Linked DNA regions of Homo sapiens: region 2 is linked to region 1. A link is a contact called in ENCODE Hi-C or POLR2A ChIA-PET data. All regions are on one chromosome and are shown on one strand. Each heading gives the region's core, a stretch centred on a gene start or an enhancer-like site at or near the end of the contact. The rest is flanking DNA. Distances are from core to core; before and after follow the strand shown.

Region 1 (2,792 bases), core at 204-2,703:
CTAAGTCAATGGATAAGATAGGGTGTCAGCACAAGACACAGGTCATAAGGACCTTGCTGATAAAACAGGTTGCAGTAAATAAAGAAGCCAGCTAAAACCCACCAAAATCAAGATGGCAATGAGTGTAGGATCCTCACTGCTACAGTCCCACCAGCACCATGACAGTTTACAAATGCCATGGCAACATCAGGAAGTTACCCTATGTGCTCTAGAAAGGGGAGGCATAAATAATCCATCCCTTGTTTAGCATATCATCAAGAAATAACCATAAAAATGGGCAACCAGCAGCCCTTGGGGCTGCTCTGTCTACGGAGTAGCTATTCTTTTATTCCTTTCCTGTCTTGTCTTTTTTTTTTTGAGACAGAGTCTGGCTCTGTTACCCAGGCTGGAGTGCAGTGGCATGATCTCAGCTCACTGCAGCCTCCACCTCCTGGGCTCAAGCAATTCTCCTGCCTCAGCCACCTAGTAGCTGGGATTACAGGCGTGCACCACCACACCCGAATATTTTGTATTTTTCTTTTTCTTTTTTTTTTTTTTTAGTAGAGATGGGTTTCACCATGTTGGCCAGGCTGGTCTCGAACTATTGACCTCAGATGATCCGCCCACCTCGGCCTCCCAAAGTGTATTCCTTTACTTTCTTAATAAACTTGCTTTCATTTTAGTCTACAGTCTCACTCTGAATTCTTTCTTGTGTGAGATCCAAGAACGTTCTCTTGGGGTCTAGATGGGGACCCCTTTCCTGTAACAAGTGTACAGTTGGAGGCCATTGAAAAACAACCAAGCCTAAGATGGGACATGATACCATCTTAAGAATATTTGTATTTGTCTCTCTGACACTGTCTGCAGACTAGGGTCACTCAAAGGATGGATGTGGATCTCTTGATTTTCCAACTCTCACTTTCACCAAGCATTTTGACAAGGGTTGGAGGGGTCCTTTAATAAGAGGTATAGGCGAAGGAGGTAGGAACTAGTCTCTTCATCTGGACCAGAGAAGGAACTCTGGTTCTGCAAACAAATGAAAAGCTTAGGAAGGCCTTGTCCTGACAAAATTCACAGGCTTCTAATCCTCTCCCTTCCCCACCTTAAAAACACACAAAATTAAGGAAAAGACAAGAAAGGCGGTAAGATTCTTGAAAGAGCTTTCAAAAATGAGAAAAGAAAAACAAGAGAATAAACAGCACAATGTGTCCTGATATGTTAATATGTTTCCCTTTCGTTTTGCGTTTTTTTTCCCCTTTCCTTCAAAAAAAAAAAAAAAATCTAGGATTTTGTCTCCTCTAAGGAGAAATTAGGAAGGAAAATCTGACATAATCTCCAGAGCTGTAAAACTTCTTTGTATGCCGTCACTTGAGTGCTTTTTCTTACATTCCCTTAAGTAGCCAACCTACCATGTGGCGAGTTTGTGAAGCCAGGAAGGGAGGCAGTAACCCGAGAGGCGCTGCAGGGCGGCTCCCCACGGCGAGGGAGGGCAGGCGGAGCCCCAGCTCCTCCCAGCCGGCTGAGCGCTCGGCCCCTCCTATGGCCGCAGGGGAAAAGGAGGAGAGACCTACATTTAAAAAGGCAGGAACCTACCAACTGCAGAGTGAGAATTCCCATTCGTGAGGTCAAATCGAGGTCAAGAATTTCCTAACCATCTCTGAAAACCCCCTATTTAGGGGGTCAAGTCGGGCTGGCAACGCCCCAAATCATTAACTAAATCTAACTTGATCTTCAAAAACACAGCCTAGGACTGTTTTTCTTTCTTTCTTCTGCCTGAATGTTTCTCAGTGGCATTTCTGTTACTTCCTGTTTGTGACCGGGCTTTCCTTGCCCTACTTCCTTTTTTAGGGGTTTAGGTTGCCTCGACGGCCATTTCCACTTAGATAGATGGAAAAGGGGTGTGTGTGCGTTGGATTGGAAGGGAAACAGCTCACATTTATTTTTATGTTGTAAAAGTCTTTTCTCATGCATTCACATTCTTTCATTTACGTTCTACAGCAACACTATGAGACCAACAATATGATTATGCCCAAATTACAGTTAAAGAAACTCAGGCTCAAAAAGATTAAATAAGATGTCCAAGTTCACGCATCACATAAAGGCGCAAAACCTGGATCTGCGTTCCAAGGGTCTGAAATCCAAAGGGGCTTGGGGATTTCACGAGGTCTGAATCTAAAACTGAAGTTCTTTTCATTTATTGAACCCTTAAGGGAGACCTAACTTTAACTTATTTGGCAAAACTTTATTCAGGGAAGACTTTTATTCAATCTTTATTACAGAGTTTATTCTTCAAATGTAAAGAAAAGACTTAGCTTAGTGCCTTCCCCAGAGCAGTGGGAGAATTATGAAAGATGTACTATTGCTTTTTTTTTTTTTTTTTGGCAACCTCTCTGCTCTGCTGGCTTTCACCCTGGCCATCCCAGGACCGAGCTGGGGCGTTCAAGCTTGCCTCGGAGCCAGGCCTGCACTTCCAGCGTCAGGCAGTAGGGGGAGCAAGTGTGCAAGAGGAGGAAAGCGGCTCCAATTGGGCAGGAAACGTTTGAGACCATGTGTCCTTACCCGGCTCCGGTTGAAAATTTAATTTTTTTGGCTGCCTGAATGCTTAGGACCCATGGCTCCAGGCTTCTCTGCAAAAATTTATGCTTACTGATTTGTAGGGTGGGAAAAACCAGCCTCAGGGAGTTGTAGAAAAAGATTACATGTGTCCCCTGGATCAGAGGAAGTAAAAACCTCCACACGGTTGCTGGGGAAGGATCCAGGCCTCCTGGCCTCTGCCCCTATGTGAGGGGGAGAGGACGCAGAGGCCCGCACTA
Region 2 (3,088 bases), core at 413-2,912, 110 kb before region 1:
AAACTCCTGACCTCCAGTGATTTGCCCCCCTCGGCCTCCCAAAGTGCTGGGATTACAGGCATGAGCCACTGCGCCCAGCCATATATTTTAACATTTCTAATATAAGAATGTTTCTTTCATTCTTATATTTCATTCTTATATTATATTTCATTCTTATATAGTGACATTGTAAAATCACTATTAGCTATTTTCCCCCATTTTCACAGCTCTGAAATCTTATAATCAGGGAAGTCTTAGATAAAATATGAACTGTGGACTATGGATTTCACCTCTGCTAGACTCTGTGTATTGAGCGCCACAGGGAGGCTGTGAGTCTGTTGCAACAATTGGGATTAGGGTTTCCTGGTCACTGAGTGGAAGCAGCTGAGTGGGCAGTTTATCTGTGCGGGGTAGGAGGAGTCTTGGGTGGGCTCAGCCCTGTGGCAGTGCACTCTTGGGGTTTTGATAGCTTACCTGACTTTTTTTTTTTTTTTTTTTTTAATAGACAGGGTCTCACTCTGTTGCTCAGGCTGGAGTGCAGTGGCACGATCACAGCACACTGCAGCCTCGAACTCCTGGGCTCAAGTGATCCTCCCACCTCAGCCTCCTGCGTAGCTGGGACTACAGACGCACACCACTTTGCATGGCTAACTTTTAAATTTTTTGTAGAGACGAAGTCTCCCCATGTTGCCCAGGGGTGGTCCAGAACACCTGGCCCCAAGCCGTCCTCCCACTTCAGCCTCCCAAAGCATTGGAATTATAGATGTGAGCCACTGCGTCCAGCCGGCCTTACCTGACTTTTGAAAGCCAGGTGAAAGAGAGGTTCAGGACTCCATATACACTGTCTACACTACAGCATGGTATACATCTCTCTTTCTAAATCCTTGCTGGGCACACAGGATTCTTCACAAACCAATTTCAACAGGGAACAGCCCATCTGAAAAATATGCACCATTCCTAAAGTCATGCCTTGCATTCCTGTGAAAGTCACTCCTGACTTGCTAAATAGCCACTGCAGGGCGCCTCAGAGTGACCACGATTGAAGTTGGATGAAACAACTTCTACTGATGCCAAATGGTGGTATATCACCCTGCCTGCGGACTAGTGGCGCCATGAATGTAAGATAATATTATGACAAGGAAGTTAAGAAGCACAGGAAATGAAAACAATACAGTGGCTTGGGATACAGATCCAGGACAGAAACGACTTCAGAGCGGTCAGGGTGTGTTTGTAAAAGCATAGGTTGTTTAAGCAAAAAACCATTGGGCAGAAACCCATAGCAGCCACTCTCAGTCCGCAGCTCACCAGGAGAAGTGCAGAACGTTTTGAAAAACTGTTCCACTCAAGCAAGGACTATGCTAGACAGAGGAGAGCTGTTGAGAAGGCAGAGGCTGTGTTTGGCCAGCCAAATCCCTCACAGGGCCACATTTGCTGACTAAGTAAATAAGAGTGGATGCTGAGAGGGGCCGTTAGAATGTGCAAGGGCTCACTTTAAAAATATGTTCCTAGGCTGGGTGCAGTGGCTCATGCTTATAATCCCAGCATTTTGGGAGGCCTAGGTGGGACGATCACGAGGTCAGGATTTGAGACCAGCCTGGCTAACATGGTGAAACCCCCGTCTCTACTAAAAATACAAACATTAGCTGGGTGTGGTGGCACGTGCCTGAAATCCCAGCTACATGGGAGGCTGAGGCAGGAGAATAGCTTGAACGTGGGTGGCAGAGGTTGCAGTGAGCCGAGATTGCGCCACTGCACTCCAGCCTGGGTGACAGAGTGAAACTTTGTCTCAGAAAAAAAAAAAGAAAATATGTTTCTATTTCCTTTGCTTCCTCTTATGTTCTGTTGATTTAGCACATACTGTGACAGCTTTTACTTTTGGCCTGATGGTAGCTTGGTCAGGGAGTCTGAATATGTGGACAGGGTACAGGATTTGGTCCTCTTGTTTAGTGTTCATTTCTGCAGTGGATCTAACTCCTGGCGGTCCTTGATAAGCTGATCTGGGGCTTTCCTAGGTCCCCTAAGCCTGATGAGACTGCACGAGTGGGCAGGGGAGGGACTTAAGATTCTTGCCAATCTGACCGTAAGATAAACAGGGGTAAATGGCCAAGAGATGTTGGCCAGAGGAAGGCCTTTGAGTGCCTCAGGAACCAAGTAGGAGAGGAATCTGAGGAATTGAGGCTGCTCAGACGTGCCAGACGTTGGCTGGCTGGTTTCCAGTGGTGAGCCAGATGGTTTTGAGAACCAGAGGCCAGTATTTTGGGCAGGAGTAGTGACTTGTGAGAAATGAAGTAGAAAAAGGCCAGGAACCCTGACATCTAAGAAGGTGGATGGATGGGATGGCAAAGAGTCTTACACCCCAGAAATCCTCCCATTTCAGATAAGGAATAAGAGGTACACTCTAGACCCAAAAACTGTGTTTTGGGTGGGAGGAGACTTGCCTAGAGACCCGGCCAATAGGACATTCCAAGAGGTGAGACTGATCTGCCAGCCGGACTTTCAATATCCAATTCACCCTTTTACTTACTCTAAGCCCAAGAAATGAGAATTAGGGGAACCCTATCTCTGTGAGGGAAATCCCAGCTCCAAAAAGTTTATCCCCTCAAGATGAGGTGATCAGTTCCCAGAACTGCAGCAAAGCCTGAGGCTAGGGCACCCAAAAACAAAGCTCCAAGAGCATTCAGGAGAACTGAAGGGAGGATTGTGGAAGCATCTCAGAATGTTCCAGGGCAGCAGAACAACCAGGCATGCTCTTAGGGTCATGTAACATTAGATGCTAAAGAGGCCCTAGGAATCTACACAGAAAAGACCTGGCTGGGCGCGTTGGCTCATGCTTGTAATCCCAGCACTTTGGGAGGCCGAGGCGGGCGAATCACTTGAGGTCAGGAGTTCGAGACCAGCCTAGCCAACATGGTGAAACCCTGTGTCTACTAAAAATACAAAAATTAGCCACCCATGGTGGTAAACAGCTGTAATTCCAGCTACTCGGGAGGTCGAGGCATGAGAATCACTTGAACCCGGGAGGTGGAGGTTGTAGTGAGCTGTGATCACATCACTGCACTCCAGCTTGGGTGAAAGGGAGAGACTCCACCTCAAGAAAAACAAAACGAAA

The links. A loop is a pair of places that touch in the nucleus more often than their neighbours do. ChIA-PET counts read pairs that join two places held with the same protein, here RNA polymerase II (POLR2A). Pooled maps may share reads with other maps.
Region 2: a loop to region 1 is called in a map of ascending aorta, with 5 times the contacts of the local background. The contact joins two enhancer-like sites. A Hi-C loop is called at or near these places in 6 of 168 maps with a recorded cell type or tissue (aorta, ascending aorta, dorsolateral prefrontal cortex and 2 more) and 9 of 50 pooled maps. POLR2A ChIA-PET finds 5 or more read pairs at or near these places in 5 of 52 experiments (A673, BJ, MCF 10A and 2 more).

What each region holds. Positions count from the first base shown.
Region 1 is chr4:38,317,543-38,320,334 of GRCh38, forward strand. No RefSeq gene overlaps it. Among named protein-coding and RNA genes, the nearest start is that of LINC02513, 48 kb to the right of the region's middle. RefSeq lists enhancers at 387-887, 888-1,388. Within about 2 kb of position 1,454, at least 38 of the 41 ENCODE cell types and tissues checked have a DNase peak (open chromatin) inside an H3K27ac peak, as active enhancers do; they include ascending aorta, where a contact is called at or near this core.
Region 2 is chr4:38,209,534-38,212,621 of GRCh38, forward strand. No RefSeq gene overlaps it. Among named protein-coding and RNA genes, the nearest start is that of LINC02513, 160 kb to the right of the region's middle. Within about 2 kb of position 1,663, at least 10 of the 41 ENCODE cell types and tissues checked have a DNase peak (open chromatin) inside an H3K27ac peak, as active enhancers do; they include ascending aorta, where a contact is called at or near this core.